4 separate regions of the Homo sapiens genome follow, and all the other regions are linked to region 3. A link is a contact called in ENCODE Hi-C or POLR2A ChIA-PET data. All regions are on one chromosome and are shown on one strand. The core of a region is the stretch at or near the end of the contact, and the rest is flanking DNA. Distances in the headings are between cores, read along the strand shown. Region 1 has its middle 50 kb from the start of CARD11-AS1. Region 2 overlaps CARD11 (caspase recruitment domain family member 11). Region 3 has its middle 41 kb from the start of FOXK1. Region 4 overlaps LOC105375130 (a long non-coding RNA gene).

Region 1 (3,822 bases), core at 202-2,701, 1.7 Mb after region 3:
CCCCTCCAGCAGACAAGGGTACCTACCATGCACCTGCCCATTTACACCTGGTGTTTACAAACCCAGCACAGACCTGCTCCCCTGGTGACCATCATTCCTACTTTACAGATGGGGAAACTGAGGCTCAGGGGGGTCTCACATCTGGGAACAGAGCTGAGATCTGAAGACAGAAACCTCCAGCTGGGCACAGTGGCTCACACCTCTCATCCCAGCACTTTGGGAGGCCGAGGTGGGAGGATCACTTGAAGCCAGGTGTTCAAGATCAGCCGGGGAAACATAGTGAGACCTTGTCTTTGCAAAAAAAAGTTTAATTGGCCAGCGTGGTGACACACACTGTAGTCCTTGCTACTCAGGAGGCTGAGGTGGGAGGATCACTTGAGCACGGGAGTTGAAGGCTACAGTAATCCGTGATGGTACAATCCAGCCTGAGCCACAGAGTGAGACCCTGTCTCTAAAAGTAACTATAATAATGAACAGGGGAACTTTCGAGGGCTTCTCACGGCCGCCTCAGGGCTTACTTGGTACAAGCTTCACTGAGGTGTGCATCAGGTCCAAGGACAGAGGTCAAGGTCAGACAAAATTCAGGAAGACTGGAGTTCCCAGGTGCTCAGGAGGCAGTGCTGAAAAATGAGAGGGGTGGGGGCCGGACGCAGTGGCTCACGCCTGTAATCCCAGCACTCTGGGAGGTGGAGGCGGGAAGATACCTGAGGTTGGGAGTTTGAGACCAGCCTGGCCAACATAGTGAAACCCCATCTCTACTAAAAATACAAAAAATTAGCTGGGCGTGGTGGTGTGTGCCTGTAGTCCCAGCTACTCAGGAAGCTAAGGCAGGAGACTTGCTTGAACCCGGGAGGCAGAGGTTGCGGTGAGTCCAGATCTCGCCACTGTACTCCAGCCTGGGTGATGAAGTGAGACTCTCTCTCAAAAAAAAAAAAAAAAAAAAGTTTTTAATTAAAAAAAAAACTAAAATTAAAATTTAAAAAAAAAAAAAGAATGAGAAGGGTGGGCCACCAATACTGGTACATATGTGGGGGCTCAGCTCAGAGCCCTGGCCCCTCCTCCCTGCAGACCCAGATATGGAGAGGTTGGTCCTGACTGAGGGTCCCCAGCATGGCCCACTTCCTGCACTGCCCCTGGGGTCAACAAGGCCCCTGGTGCCAACAAGGTCCTCTGCACAGGAGCACCCCAACCTGGGTCCCTGAACTCCTCGGTATCGTCCTTCCCTGGCAGCCCCAAGGCAAGACAGCCGGGGCCCTTGGCAGGAAGCTGGGGCTCACGCTGTGGGCAGGAGCTGCAGCTGCGCCGGGAAGCAGGTGGGTGAGGCGGGGGCGTGGAGGAGAGAGAGGAGAAAGGATTGGGGGCTTTCTGGTTTGTTTGGCTACTAAAATTAGCTGTTTGTGAACAGGGGGCCAAAGGCTCACACCCTCTCCTCTCAGCACAGTCTGCTTTGAAACCCCAGGTGCTTGGCTAAAAATTGTATTGAAAGTTTCCACGCGGCTTGGGGTGACTGGAAATGAGTCTCTGATACAGGATTGTCTTTCTTCCTTATTACATGTCACATTCAGTTCTGATGTTGTTTTGACCGACGCTGTGTGCCCCTCCTAGCTTGTATGATGGGTGGGATACGAACGCAGGTATGAGGCTGTGAAATTGCATTTGCTTCTGTGTGTGTGCGAGACAGGGAGACAGAGAGACAGAAGAGGAAGAGGAGGAGGGACGGAGGAAGGGATGAAGAAGGAGACACAGAGAGGAAGGACCAAGGAAGGGAGAGAGAAGGAGAAGGAGGCAGGGAAGGAGGGAGGGAGAGACAGAAACAGGAAGAGGGGAAACAGAACAGAGAGAAAAAGAGAAACAGAAAGAAACACACACACACAGGCTTTTAGACCACTAGCTGCTTGGCTGTTACCAGCCAAGGCCCAGGTGGACATTAGGTGTCTTGTTTTTTTCTTTTTCCTTTTTCTTTTTCTTTTTGAGAGAAGTTCTTGCTCTGTTACGCAGGCTGGAGTGCAGTGGTATGATCACAGCTCACTGCAGCCTCGACCTCCTGAGCTCAATCTCCTGCCTCAGCCTCCAGAGTAGCTGGGACCACACACACGCACCACCACACCTAGCTAATTTTCTTTCTTTTTTTTTTTTTTAAGAAATAGGGTCTCATTATGTTGCCCAAGCTGGTCTCAAACTCCTGGGCTCAAGCAATCCTCCACCTCAGCCTACCAAAGTGCTGAGATGACAGGTATGAGCCACCACGCCTGGCCTGGGGTCTTGGTGATGGAGTAGCCGGGCCCCCAGATGTGCCATCCCATGTGATTTCACAGTGAGGAGTCCTAGGGTGTCTGTTGGCTGGGAGATGCCCATATTGTGGGATGACGTGGAGCCCCAGGGTTGGAAATGGCCACATCTGAGCTCTCTGACAGCTTTCTGTAAGCCCAGGGAGGTAACGTCACACTAGAAAGGCTGGGTGACGAGCCACAGGAAGTCACTGTGAGGACCCAGTGAGCCCGTGCAAGGGGACCCCCCCACATGCAAGGGGACCCCCACATAGGCACCTCCAGCCCAGCTGTTAAATGGCCAGCCTAGTAGAGCCAGGTCCTCTTGGCATCTCTGCTTGGATTTCCCCAAATTCAGTGTCCAAATCCAAACAAACCGCCGGGTACGGTGACTCACATCTGTAATCCCAGCACTTTGGGAGGCCAAGACAGGCGGACCACCTGAGGTCAGGAGTTTGAGACTAGCTTGGCCAACGTGGTGAAACCCCATCTCTACTAAAAATACAAAAAAAAAAAAAATCAGCCGGGCATGGTGGCAGGCGCCTGTAATCCCAGCTACTCTGGGAGGCTGAGGCAGAAGAATCACTTGAACCCAGAAGGCAGAGATTGCAGTGAGCCGAGATCGTGCCACTGCACTCCAGCCCGGGCTACAGAGGGAGACTCCATTTCAAAAAAATAAATAATTTTTAAAAATAAACCCAACACTTTCTCCCTGGAAAGAGGAAACCTGTTCCTCTTCCCCCTCCACCAATGGCATCCCCACCCACCAGTCACTCAGGCTTAAAGCCCAAGCCTCATCCCCGGTTCCCAGCTGAACCCCAACAGACACCTCAAATCCCCTGCTTCTCTCCAGCCCCACCCTCTGCTCCATCTGAACCATGAACTCCCCTGAGCCTCTGAAAGCCCAGAGACTCCCTTCTCAAAATAACATTTTCAAATGCATGAAATAAAACACACAGGATCGCAAAGGAAGCCAACTTTCTTATCAAAATATTTAAAGAGCAAATGGGTAATCCGGTAATTTGCATGCTTTTTTGTGTGTGTGGTGAGTGAATGTATTAAATCACAGGATTGAATAACAAGCTCTGGCAGTGGGGCCAACAGCTGTCGTTATTCTGGAGTTGTGACAAGCATGCTTGGTGTTTCACGCTACCTGCGGCAGCTGCAGTGGGATGGGAAGACCCCCGTGTTTCTACTGATGAACGTGTCCCAGGCGCTGCATCATGCCTCTGCAGTTTTGTTTTTTTTTTTCTTCCATTCATTCATAAGGCAAGGAAATGCTCACTTTCCATTAGGGGGTAGGGAAAATAAAGATGTCATTTTTTTTTTCCATTCAACATTCACAGACTCCCTGAATTCTCTATCCATGGATTCGAATGAAGAGCGCCCTGATGGAGGGATCTTTCTGGAACACAAATTGGAGTGTCACTGTGATGATTGAGACCTTCCCATTGGAAGCTACCAGAATTGCTAATTTTTTTTTTTTATTTTTTTTTTTGAGATGGAGTCTTGCTCTGTCACCCAGGTTGGAGCGCATTGGCGTCATCTCGGCTCA
Region 2 (4,289 bases), core at 192-2,691, 1.7 Mb after region 3:
GCAAGCACCTTCCAGACGGTTCCTCTGGGATCTCTTGAGATTGCAAATGCTAAGAAATGAGGCTGTGGCTCGCTGGTGTCCACCGGGGCACCAAAGGCCCAGCCCCTGCCCACAAACACCGGAGGACAAACCAGGCGACTGTGGGACAAGGAGCTTCCCAAAGAGACAGTAGGACTGGGGACCCCAAAGGGGAAGTTCCCCTCCCCCCGGGATCCCTGAAAGGGATCCGAGTAGATTCCTCAATTCCTGGTGAAACACTCGGGAATTTCTTAAGTCCTGCGGGCTTGAAGACCCTCGGCAGCCCCTTGGTAACTTTTGCTTGCAAGAGACTACAGCCTTTTTGGGGCTTCGCTGACTTAAGTGGTTTGAAAGCATCAGCTGGTCCTCAGAGACCTCCTTTAAAATGCAAAACAGAATAATAGGCTCTTAGTGTCTCTAGTTCACATACCGCGTAACGTCCGTCTGACAGCCCTGAGTGCAGAGATTTCGGGGTGACCCCCAGCCGTCACTGCCCGGCAGGTGGAGCCCCACCTGCAATATGCTCCTGTCACCTTAAATCCTGGCTTCCTAAGTGGGCTCCTTCATAGCTCCCTGCACACAGGGAAGAAGAGACAGATGATCAGAGAGCAGCCAGTTACCCCCTCTTCGATGCTAAGGAAACGCATTCTTAACAACCTCATGTCCATACTGATCGACCGTTTCTGGGTGCAGTTTTCACAGGTGCCTTATTTCATTATTGGTGATTGTATCATTTGGCACAAACGTAAGAAAGACTTCCCTGTTTGCATCTCATTTGTCGTCTTGCAGTTACACGGCGGGAGGGTACAGATGATCTCTGAGCCTGCAGAATCCCAGGGTCTTCTCACTGTTGCTGGGGAGCGTATTTCCGTCACCACTGTGGTGGGGGAGGCAGAAACCACTGGAAAAACGTGGCCTCATGTTTGCTGGTCTTGGATTGTAGTAGATAAAGTGCAAAGAAATGGCCACCCCAGGCTCCAAGCCCGACAAATTTATCTAAAGACGTTTTTACACAATAGAGGCATTAACAGAGAGGGTGGGGGCACACCACGAGAGTCTGCCCCCTTAGAAGAAGAAAAATCGGTGCATTTCGAGATGTGTTTGGCTCCTCTTACCTTGCACGGATAGGCGGAAAGTGTGAGTCTGAGTATTTGTAAGTTTCAAGATCACTGATGGGCTGGAAACAGGTGAGCCGGCCTCCGGGAAATTACCCAAGTTCTTCAGCAAGTTGCCTGCAGTCCTGGGAGCTCTCAGGAGAAGGGGCGTGACCAGAGCTGGTTGCAGCACCCCCACCCCCTGGCCGGACCGCCCTCTCGCTTTCTCAGCCTGCACCCGGTGCCCGCGCCACCCCCACCGTCTCCTCCCTCCGAGTTGCCGTTCTTCATTTCTCTTTCCTTTTCTCAGCTCTGCACCTGTGGGTACAACGTAAAACCCTGAGTTCTTGTTCCCTTTTCTGTCACAAGGCCTCTGTCCCGCCGTCCCCTCTTCTCCCACTCACCTCACCCTCTTTCTCCACCTCTGCTTCTATCTTGTCCTTTCCTTGACCCTGCCTCCTGTAAGTGCAGATCACAATGTCAGGAGATGGAGACCATCCTGGCCAACACGGTGAAACCCCGTCTCTACTAAAAATACAAAAATTAGGGCACGGTGGCGGGTGCCTGTAATCTCAGCTACTCAGGAGGCTGAGGCAGCAGAATCGCTTGAGCCCAGGAGGCAGAGGTTTTAGTGAGCCAAGATCGCGCCACTGCACTCCAGCCTGGCGACAGAGTGAGACTCTGTCTCAGAAAAAAAAAAAAAAGGCCAGGCACGGTGGCTTACGCCTGTAATCCCACCACTTTGGGAGGCCGAGGCAGGTGGATCGCGAGATCAGGAGATTGAGACCATCCTGGCTAACACGGTGAAACTCCGTCTCTACTAAAAATACAAAAAAATTAGCCAGGCATGGTGGTGCACGCCTGTAATCCCAGCTACTTGGGAGGCTGAGGCGAGAGAATCGCTTGAACCCGGGAGGCAGAGGTTGCAGTGAGCCAAGATCACGCCATTGCACTCCAGCCTGGCAACAGAGTGAGATCCATCTCAAAAAAAAAAAAGGCATTCCTGCAATTCCCACGTGGACTGTTGCCTCCCATGACAAGCACACGGCCTCCCTACAGCGCTCAAGTCCCAGCTTCCCCACAACCTGTCTCATCCCTTGGTGTCCCCTCCCCAAGACTGGGAAGTCTCAGGTCTTCACCAGAGATGATCAGAGCTTCCTGCCCAGGCTGTCTGGGGCTTGGAGTCACTGAGGGTTTGGGGCCTAGCCCCTGCTCACCTCGGCTCAAAAAATTGTAGCTGTTTTTATTTTAGTTTAGTTTATTTTTGAGACAGGGTCTTCCTCTGTCACCCAGGCTAGAGTGCAATGGTGTGATCATAGCTCACTGCAGCCTCAAACTCCTGGGTCAAGCAATCCTCCTGCCTCAGTCTCCTGAGTAGCTGAGACTACAGACATACCCCACCACGCCTGCCTAATCTTTTTATTTTTTTGCCCAGATGGGGTCTTGCTATGTTGCCCAGACTGGTCTCAGACTCCTGGGCTCAAGTAATCCTCCTGCCTCAGCCTCCCAAAGTGCTGGGACTACAGGTGTGAGCCACTGCACCCAGCCTGTTGCTATTTATTTATTGAGGTAAGATTCATATAACATAAAAGTCACCATTTTAAAATCAATAACCTGGTGGCGTCTAGTACATTCATAGTGCTATGTAACAACCACCTCTATCCAGCCCCAGGACAGTTTCATCACCCCAAAAGGAAACCTCATCCCCATTAATACCCACCCCCTCCTCCATCCCTGCCTCCCCCCAGTCCCTGGTACCCACGAACCTGCCTTCTGAATCTATGGATTTGCCTATTCTGGGCGTTTCATCTAAATGGCATCTTATGATGTGTGGCCTTTTGTGTCTGGCTTCTTTCACTGAGCTTAGTGTCTGCAAGGCTCATCTGTGCCACAGCAAGCAGCAATGCTTCTTCGTGCCTTTGTATGGATGAATAATATTCCATTCTATGGATAAGATGTCTTTTTTTTTTTTTTTTTTTTTTTGACAGTTTTACTCTGTCGCCCAGACTGGAGTGCAGTAGTGCAATCTCAGCTCACTACAACCTCCGCCTCCCGGATTCAAGTGATTTTCCTGCCTCAGCCTCCCAAGTAACTGGGATTACAGGGGCCTGCCACCACGCCCGGCTGATTTTTGTGATTGTTTGTTTGTTTGTTTGTTTGAGACGGAGCTTTGCTCTTGTCGCCCAGGCTGGAGTGCAGTGGCGCCATCTCGGCTCACTGCAACCTCTGCCTCCCGGGTTCAAGCAATTCTCCTGCCTCGGCCTCCAGAGTAACTGGGATTACAGACACATGCCACCACGACCGGCTAATTTTTGTATTTTTAATAGAGACGGGGTTTCACCGTGTTGGCCAGGCTGGTCTCAAACTCCTGACCTTAAGTGATAGGCCCACCTCCACCTCCCAAAGTTCTGGGATTACAGGCGTGAGCCACCGTGCCTGGCCTGATGTCTTTATTTTAAATGTCGCTGGAGTGAAGGGTTCAGGGCTTCAGGGACTGTGAAGGGAGCGGGGCAGAGAGAAAAGGGCCAGCACCTTGCTCAGCACCAAATGCAGCAAACAAAGCAGACTCCAAGTATCTCAGCCCCTCTCCCTCGTCATCCCATGGAGGAGCTCTGACTTATTGGTGAAGGTGGAGCTCCAAGCCAGCCCTTCCAGGAGGCCGGTTAGAGGAACAGAGCAGTTTCAACCAGCCTTCCCGAGCTGCAGCTTGGCTCTGCTCCTGAGTGTATTATAACAATTAATTACAGCCAGTCCTGGGTTATCTGGAGTAATAGGGGACCCGAATAACACAGAGCTAATTGAAACGTGGGCTGCAGGGGTGGCGGGAACAGAGAGGGCCCCATTCCATGAAAGAGCTGTTTATTTTGTAGTTAATTATAAGTAAAGAGACCCTTTCTGAATCCCCGCTCTCTCTCCGTCTTTCTCCCTCTCAGATGCCCCACATTTAATTGGATGCACAAACCTATTTTGCTCCCAAAATAGTGGTACTCAATTAATGCATTTCAACGCACGAGCTCCCCTGGCATCTTGTTGGCAGAATTCTCCGAGACAGAAAATCCGACTGGTTTGAATTCCGTTTCTGTGCCCACCTAACCTCAGATGGAGACACTCATTGTTATAATAATTGTGATAATAAGAGCACCGGATGTAGGTTTCATGCTTTATTCTTCTAGAAAT
Region 3 (4,229 bases), core at 118-2,617:
CCTATAAAGTACATTAATACAAAAATTAGCTGGGCATGGAGGCTCGCGCCTGTAATCCCGGCTACTCGGGAGACTGAAGCAGGAGAATCACTTGACCCCGGAGGCTGAGGCTGCAGTGAGTCATGGCTGTGCCACTGCACTCGAGCCTGGGCAACAGAGTAAGACCCTGTCTCAAGAAAAAAAAAATGTCCCTGGAGTAGATAACTTGAGGAACACTAATTTTACCGAAACAACCGACAATGGCAATGCAATTCTGAGCCTTTGCTATAAAATGGCAGAAAAAGTCAGGAGGAAGTTTGCGTATGTTATTTTTCCCTGCCACTTGCTTTTTAGTCTTTGCAAACCTTTCTCAAATCCTTTTAGAACACGGTATGACATTTCTTTCTGTTTTTAAGCAACAACTATAAGAACTACCACTGACTGAGTGCTTAGGTAACGCCCAATATATTTCACGTAGAATCTCATCAACAGGCCGGGCACCATGGCTCACGCCTGTAATCCTAGCACTTCAGGAGGCTGAGGCGGACGGATGGATTGAGCCCAGGAGTTTGAGACCAGCCTGGGTAACATAGGGAGACCCCTCTTCTCCAAAAAACAACAAACTCTCATAAATCTGTAAGAGGTGACATAGTAAAAACTCTGAAACAACACTCTTTTAATATTTTATCAATTTCCTCCCCATTCGTTTATTTATTTATGCAGCCACTGACCCAGGCATGGTCATCCCTGCTGGGGGCGGACACAGCCCGCGCCCCCAGGTTCGAGGACACCCAATGTTTAGAAAACGGACCCTGCGAATCCCACCGGCCCCACGTGGACTCTCGGAGGCTCCCTCCTCCCTTTGGAGCATTGAAGAACGCGCACAAATCCAGCTTCCACCCGTCACTCGCGCACCCGACATTGGGCAGGCGACCCCACCGCCCCGGAACATCCCGGCGCAGCCGTCGCGAGGAGGCAACCGACCCCGCCGCGCCACCGGAAGGCGCCTCGCGGCGAGTTGTGCGCACGCGCAATGTGCAACGCCGCGCCGCCAGCGGGCGCTGCGGCCAGGCTCGCGTGGTGGGGGAGGGGAGCTGCCGCGCCGGGGCCGGACCACGTGCGCACCACGTGGCGCCCCGGCAGCCCCGGTGCGCAGTAGGGCGGTCCGGCTGGCCACGCTGCGCAGCCAGCAGTCCCCGAGGGTGGCGGGGCCGGTCTCACAGCCGGCGACCCCGCGCCCGCTGACCTCTGACCTCCGACCCCACTCCCCTTAGGGTTACCCCTCGCCGGCAGCCGCGCCGTGTGTTTATAAACAGAGCTCCCGGCGGGCCCCAAAGCCCGGATCGGCGGATTCACGCGAGGGGAACGGAGCCTTCCGCAAGTCTGCGCCGGCCGCGCATGCGCCTTAAGGTTGCGCCACGCTGCTCCTCCTGCGCTTGCGCAGTGGCGGCGCAGGGCGGGCCGCGAGCAGGGCCCGGGGCGGGGCCGGGCTCTGTGGCCGGGCAGGGGAGGGGCGCGGAGAGGCGCCCTCGCCCTTCCCAGCCCTGCTCCTCGCCTTGCGGAGGGTTCACCTGCTGCGTGTCCTTGCGCAGGCCGGCCACTGGCCTCTGAGCCCGGGCTCTCGCCTGCAAAGTGGGGCCTCTGTGGGTGGTCGTGGAGGTGCAGTGGTGACCTGGATGGAGGGCGGCATCGGGCCCCGCAGTGCCCCCTTGGGCAGCTGCACCCAGCAGCTAAGAGGCCCCCTCGAGACACATCAGTCCTAGGGAGGAGCATACCATGCAGTACGATTTAGCCTTAAAATGGGTGGAGTGCAGTTTATGTTGTGTATATCTATATATCTCTAATTTAAAATTTTTACTTTTATTTTTCAGACAGGGTCTTGTTCTGTTGCCCAGGCTGGAGTGCAATGGTGGCATTACAGCTCACTGCAGTCTCCACCTCCCGGACTCAGGCGTTCCTCCTACCTCAGCCTCCCAAATAGCTGAGACCACAGGCAGGCATCACCACACCCAGCTAATTTTTTTTTTCTTTTTTGAGACGCAGTCTTGCTTTGTTGCCCAGGCTGGAGTGCAGTGGTACGATCTCGGCTGACTGCAGCCTCTGCCTCACGGGTTCAAGCGATTCTCCTGCCTCAGCCTCCTGAGGAGCTAGGATTACAGGCGTGCACTAACACGCCCAGCTAATTTTTTTGTATTTTTAGTAGAGACGGGGTTTCACCATGTTGGCCAGGCTAATCTCGAACTTCTGACCTCAGGTGATCTGCCTGCCTCGGCCTCCCAAAGTGCTGGGATTATAGGCGTAAGCCACCGTGCCTGGCTATGTTTTTTTCTATTTTTGGCAGAGATTAGGTCTTGCTATGTTGCCCAGGCTGGTCTTGAACACCTGGGCTTAAGCGATCTTCTCACCTTAGCCTCCCAAAGTTTTGGGATTACAGATGTGAGCCACCTTGCCTGACCTATATTTTTAATTTAAAAATTTTTAATTGTTAATTTTTATGGGTACATAGTAGGTGTATAGATTTATGGGACACATGAGATCTTTGTATTATAATTACATTAGGGTAAATGGGGTTTCCATCACCCCCAGCATTCATCATTTCTGTGTGATGAACATTCCAATTGCACTCTCTTGGTTATTCTAAAATGTACAGCAAATTAGTGCTGACTGTGGTCACCCTGCTGTGCTAGAAAATTCTAGATCTTACTTATGTATCTAACTATATTTTTGTACCCAGCAACCATCCCCTTTTCCTAGTCCCCCCCACTACCCTAATGTTTTGTATATTTTATCACAACTTTATTTTATTATTATTATTTTTTGAGACAGAGTTTCGCTGTGTTGCCCAGGCTGAAGTGCAGTGGCCTGATCTCAGCTCACTGCAACCTCTGCCCCCTGGGTTCAAGCGATTCCCATGTCTCAGCGTCCCAAGGAGCTGGATTACAGGCCACGCGAGGCTAATTTTGGTATTTTTAGTAGAGACAGGGTTTCACCATCTTGGCCAGGCTGGTCTTGAACTCCTGACTTCAGGTGATCCACCTGCTTTGGCCTCCCAAAGTGCTGGGATTACAGGCATGATCACAATTTTAAAAAGGAAGGAGATTCTGACACACACTTCAACATGGATGAACCTTGAGGACATGGTGCTGAGTGAAATAAGCCAGACACAGAAGGACAGACCACGCATGATTCTGCTTATATGGGGTTCCTAGAGCCATCAGATTCATAGGTACAGAAAGTAGAATGGTGCTTACCAGAGGCTGCGGGCTGAGGGAGAGGGGTGTGAGTGTTTGATAGGGACAGAGTTTGAGTTTGGGAAGATGAAAGAGTTCTGGAGATGGGTGGTGGTGATCACACAACAGTGTGGATGTGCTTAATGCCCCTGAACTGCACGCTTGAAAATGGTTAAGCTTGGCCGGGTGCGGTGGCTCACGCCTGTAATCCCAGCACTTTGGGAGGCCAAGGAGGGTGGATCACCTGAGGTCAGGAGTTCGAGACCAGCCTGGGCAACATGATGAAACCTCGTTTCTACTAAAAATACAAAAATTAGCTGGGCGTGGTGGCAGGTGCCTGTAGTCCCAGCTACTCGGGAGGCTGAGGCAGGAGAATGGCGTGAACCCGAGAGGCGGAGGTTGCAGTGAGCCGAGATCGCGCCACTGTACTCCAGCCTGGGCGACAGAGCGAGACTCCATCTCAAAAAAAATTTAAAAAAAAGGTTAAGCTTTTAAATTCTATGCTAAGCCTATTTTACCACTCGCGGTGCAGATCAGATCACATTCTGTCTGTCCCGTGGCCATATCCTCTCTGTGATCCAAGAGGCTCAGCCCTGCTCCCCGATGGGTCTCGCCCCTGCCCGTGTCATCATCTTGAACCCCTCCGGCCCCACCTGGCTGCCTTTCTGACCTCAAACACCCTGCCTCAGGGCTGCTCTGATGTTCTCTGGTGGAAATGCTGCTTCTTATCTTCTCATGAGCATGTCCCCCTGGTGTATTTGTTCGTTTCATAAACGTGCATCCTTCGAGCTGGGGAACTAGCTCAAATGGTAGAGCCCTCGTTTAGCATAAACAGGCATCCTTGCTTGGTAGATGCCAAGCATTATAAAAGGAGCAGGGGAGACGCAAGTGATGAAAATGGGTAAGGACTCCCCTCTCGTGGACCTTATATTCCTGCAGAGGATGTGGTCAGTAAACACAAACAAAACCATCAGGTGGTTGGCGGTAAGCATTGGTGGTTAGGAAAATACCATGATCTGG
Region 4 (4,208 bases), core at 1,265-3,764, 1.5 Mb after region 3:
TGGGGATCATCATCAAGAATCTGTCATGGGGTCTCTTAGAAATTAATTCAACTCGATTGTTCTTCAGACCTCCGCTAAGGAGCCGGCGTGTTACTCTCGACACCAACTTGTCCCATCTTCATCCTATATTAGCTCCCTAACAGGGTTGCACGATCAGCTCCTAGGCTGCAAATTAGAAAAATGGGCGATGATTCCAGCAGCTACGCCTCGGCACTCTCACGCCGGATTACTGTGATGGTCTCCTTGCAAGGCTTCCGGATCTTTCTATGTGGGTTGAAATTGGTTCCAACTGTAACTTCCTGTTGATCTCCCACCCTGAATTCCCTCATTGATGCAACATTTTGTTAAAAAAGAACTTCACCGAATTACCCATTTCATGGAAATTGCAATAGGGTATTGACTTGTATAGTTAATGAAGCTTTCAAAAAAGCACTCCTGTAGCCATCATCTAAATGCCCCTCTGGCCACCAAAACTGTGCATGTAATTCACTGTAGTGAGGATTCCTGAGTCTCCCTAAGGGAGATCCAGTAGGATCAGTTCTGGGTGGGATCCGTCAGCAAACACAACCTATTGCCCGCCTCCTTCTGGTTTCCAGTCCCGGGGGGTAATTGATGTCTTAGTGCACACAGAGCCGGACCATGGAGCTAAGTAGATATGGGTTTCCAACTCATCCCGGCCACTTCCCAGGGGCATGTCCAGGGGCAAGTTAGTAACTCTCTTGAACCTCAGTTTCCTCATCTGCAGAGTGTGGATCATCACAAACCTACCTTCTGGGGTTGCTAGGGGATTAAAGGAGATAAGGAGCATAGCAGGGCTGGCCCTGTGCCTGCCTGGAGTGGGCACCAAGCTGACTTCGCTGGGGCTCTCCCGGCCCCACATACCTGCAATGGTTTTGCCTTTGGCTCGATGTCTGAAGCCTTTGCATTTCTGAAGGGAGTGATGTAAATCAAGCCATGCTTATGATTAAAAACATCCAACGTTCAGCTCAGTTGTTTGTCCTATTTTGGCAACATCCTATTCTTTTGTTGTTGCTGTTTTTGAGATAGGATCTTGCTCTGGGGCCCAGACTGGAGTGCAGTGGTACAATCATGGCTCACTGCAGCCTCAACCTCCTGGGCTCAAGTGATCCTCCTGCCTCAGCCTCCCGAGTAGCTGGGACTATAGGTGTTCACCACCATGCCTGGCTAGTTTTTTAATTTTAATAGAGATGAGGTCTCATTATGTTACCCAGACTGATTTCAAACACCCAGGCTCAAGTGATCCTCCCACCTCAGCCTTCCAAAGTGCTGCCATTACAGGTATGAGCCACCACACCTGGCCAACCTTCTCCTCTTATCTGTGGGAAACCTTGGGGCATTACTGAAGAAAAAATTGTGATGTCCAAATCCTGCACTGTACCCCAGTGCAAGGTGGTAGGTGTTGAAGTAGAAAATGATAAGACGTAAATCGTCAGCAAAAGCCAAAGAGAGAGGTAAAAAATGTATGAGCACTAAATGAATTGATTTTCATAAAATTAGCGTTATACTGTATAATAATGTTTCCCAATATAAAGTCTTTTTCATATTAATATTTATAACATTGTAAAGATTAAATCATACCTTTGTGATTATTTTAATTTTTTTTAACCTTATTCTGTTCCAAAGATAAAGCTTGGTTGTGTTTTTTGTGTGTGTGGGGGGGGGGTTTGGGTTTTTTTTGGCCTTTATCTTTAGAATGTTCTAGTGACATTCTGAATTCTTCCAACAGGGCGATATTGTTATTTTAATAATGGTTATGCACAACACATATAGGAATCTGTCATGGAGTTGGTGGGAATGAAAAGGCTACTTAGATACCCAGCTTGAAAAGCTTTCATGTTTTTATGTTTAATTTGCAACAATCTTCCTTCTTTGCACAGGAGGTGATACATTACTGAAATAGGAGATCAGGCCAGGTGCGGTGCCTCACGCCTATAATCCCCACACTTTGGGCAGCCAACGTGGGAGGATCACTTGAGCTTCAGAGTTTGAGACCAGCCTGAGCCACATAGCAAGACCCCCCTTTTCTACAAAAAAAAAAAAAAAAATTAAAAATTAGCCGAGCATGGTGGCATGCATCTGTGGTCTCAGCTACTCAGGAGGCTAAGGCAGGAGGATTGCTTGAGCCCGGGAGGTAGAGGCTGCAGTGAGCTATGATTGAACCACTGCACTCCAGCGTGGGCAACAGAGCAAGACCTTGCTCTAAAAAATTAAAAAAAAAAAAATAGGAAGGAAGAAAATAGGAAATCAACCAATGCAGCTCTCACCACCTCCTACATCCGGTTCTGGGGTTCTGGGTGGTGGGGCGCCTGCGTCCTGCTGTAGGGTCAGGACAAACAGGCATGGCTGCACAGCTGTGCTCCCCCTGGCTGGCTCCCGCAGGCTCCCAATGCCTTTGGGAGGTCAGCCTCTCAAGCTGAGTGCCCAGAAACTACACAAACCCCAACAGGCCGTGCAGGAAATGAGACCCACAGCCACGTCACCAGCCTCATTTTTGCAAGCTGATGGAGGTGGGGAAACCCTACCCTTCTTCCTTTAGCAGCAATAGCTTTTCTTTTTTTTTTTTTTATCATGCTTTTTTTTTCATACTTACCAATATTTTTAAGTTTGAGCTTCATTTCAAATTTTTGACCTGAGTAATGATGCCATGCACACAGTTTGCCCAATCTTTCCCCAGCTACCTCTTGGGTCCTATATTAGTATGCTGGGCCTGCCACGACAAAGTACCACAAACAGGGCAACTTAAACAACAGAAATGTATGGCCTCATGGGGCTGGAGGCCAGAGGTCCAAGATCAAGGTGTTGGTAGGGTTGGTTCCTTCTGGGGGCAGAGAACCTGCCCCAGGCCTCTCCCCAGCTCCCGGTGGTTCTCCACAATCTGCAGTGATCCTCGACTTGTAGACGCATCCCTCTGATCTCCACCTTCATCCTCACGTGTGCTCTCCTGTGTGTCTGTGTCCAAATTTCCCTTTTCATGAAGACACTAGTCATCTTGGTTTAGGGCCCACCCTAAGAACCTCATCTTGACTTGATTATCTGCAAAGACCCTGTTTCCAAATAAGATGGCATTTGCAGGCATTGGGGGTTAGGACATGATCTTTTGGAGGTTTAACATCGTTTGTGGGGACATGATTTAGCCCTGACAGGCGCCCTCCTTGCCTGGGTCTCTTCCGTCACCACCCAGTGCAGGCCGTGAGCTCGCTCCATCTGACTTAGAGAGCCCATCCCCTCCTCCACTCTGTACTGTCTCTGATCCCTTCTCCTGCCGGAGGGTGGAGGGGTGGGTGCCCCAGGAAGCAGACTCAGAGAGGGAGGAGACTGTGCAGGAGATCTGTCAAGGGGTTCTCTTAGGACTGGCATCCGGGGAAGGGAAAAGTACAGAATTAGGCAGGAAGGATATTGAGCTTTGAGGCAGCCTCCGTGAAGGCTTCAGACAACCCTGAAGGGAATCTGGAAATGGGGTGGGGAGACCCTCAGAGCTGAGTCTGGGCCTTTTTACCCCTCGTTGATCATGCATCAGCTGCTGGCTGTCCTGGAATGGAGTATGCCTCAGAGCCAGCACGTTCCCCACAGCCACTATCCCTGAAGGATGGGGAGCCGGGACTTTCTGCCAGCAGCCCTCCCACCACCCAGGGACTAGGCCTTCATTTCTGCAGGGCCATGTGGTGGGGGCAGTCCAGCCCCCTGCGAGCAGCCAGGGTGGCCTTTATTTTTATTTTTTTAAGATAGGGTTTCTCTCTTGTCGCCCAGGCTGGAGTGCAGGGGCAGGATTGTAGCTCACTGAAGCCTTGAACTCCCGGGTTCAAGCAATTCTCCCACCTCAGCCTCCTGAGTAGCTGGGACTACAGGTGTGTACCTTCACGCCTGGCTAATTATTTTTTGTAGAGCTGGGGTCTCACTGTTTTGCCCAGACTGTTCTCGAACTCATGGCCTCAAGTGATTCTCCTGACTCAGCTTCCCAAAGTGCTGGGATTACAGGCATGAGCCACCAGGCATGCCCCAGCTGGTCTTTCTAAAACACAAATTTGACCAAGTTACTCCCTTTACATCCTTCAGGGGTTCCCATTACTCTTAGGATAAAGACTAAAGTGTCTTAACTTGACCCTCCAAGCCTGGCCCTTGCCCCCTCCACATCTCTTCTTGCCCTGCGCCCCTCCCTTTCCACTCTGACCTCCTGCTTGCCATGAGCC

The links. Hi-C counts contacts between places; a loop is a spot of excess contacts on that map. ChIA-PET counts read pairs that join two places held with the same protein, here RNA polymerase II (POLR2A). Pooled maps may share reads with other maps.
Region 1: a loop to region 3 is called in a pooled map, with 4 times the contacts of the local background. The contact joins two enhancer-like sites. A Hi-C loop is called at or near these places in 1 of 168 maps with a recorded cell type or tissue (IMR-90) and 4 of 50 pooled maps. POLR2A ChIA-PET finds 5 or more read pairs at or near these places in 1 of 52 experiments (SK-N-SH).
Region 2: a loop to region 3 is called in a pooled map, with 8 times the contacts of the local background. The contact joins two enhancer-like sites. A Hi-C loop is called at or near these places in 1 of 37 single-sample maps with no recorded cell type and 4 of 50 pooled maps. POLR2A ChIA-PET finds 5 or more read pairs at or near these places in 2 of 52 experiments (PC-9 and activated naive CD4-positive, alpha-beta T cell).
Region 4: a loop to region 3 is called in a pooled map, with 4 times the contacts of the local background. The contact joins two enhancer-like sites. A Hi-C loop is called at or near these places in 2 of 50 pooled maps. POLR2A ChIA-PET finds 5 or more read pairs at or near these places in 2 of 52 experiments (activated T-cell and common myeloid progenitor, CD34-positive).

The regions. Positions count from the first base shown.
Region 1 is chr7:2,892,305-2,896,126 of GRCh38, reverse strand. No RefSeq gene overlaps it. Among named protein-coding and RNA genes, the nearest start is that of CARD11-AS1, 50 kb to the left of the region's middle. Within about 2 kb of position 1,451, at least 5 of the 41 ENCODE cell types and tissues checked have a DNase peak (open chromatin) inside an H3K27ac peak, as active enhancers do.
Region 2 is chr7:2,975,688-2,979,976 of GRCh38, reverse strand. The region is part of intron 1 of CARD11 (caspase recruitment domain family member 11); the gene reads left to right. Among named protein-coding and RNA genes, the nearest start is that of CARD11-AS1, 34 kb to the right of the region's middle. RefSeq lists an enhancer at 1-510 and a silencer at 1,244-1,333. Within about 2 kb of position 1,441, at least 6 of the 41 ENCODE cell types and tissues checked have a DNase peak (open chromatin) inside an H3K27ac peak, as active enhancers do.
Region 3 is chr7:4,638,994-4,643,222 of GRCh38, reverse strand. No RefSeq gene overlaps it. Among named protein-coding and RNA genes, the nearest start is that of FOXK1, 41 kb to the left of the region's middle. RefSeq lists silencers at 914-1,303, 1,404-1,603, 4,139-4,229. Within about 2 kb of position 1,367, at least 36 of the 41 ENCODE cell types and tissues checked have a DNase peak (open chromatin) inside an H3K27ac peak, as active enhancers do.
Region 4 is chr7:3,090,902-3,095,109 of GRCh38, reverse strand. It overlaps LOC105375130 (a long non-coding RNA gene), which reads left to right. Exons shown (of 2, transcript XR_007060191.1): 2 at 1-984. Among named protein-coding and RNA genes, the nearest start is that of CARD11, 49 kb to the right of the region's middle. Within about 2 kb of position 2,514, at least 9 of the 41 ENCODE cell types and tissues checked have a DNase peak (open chromatin) inside an H3K27ac peak, as active enhancers do.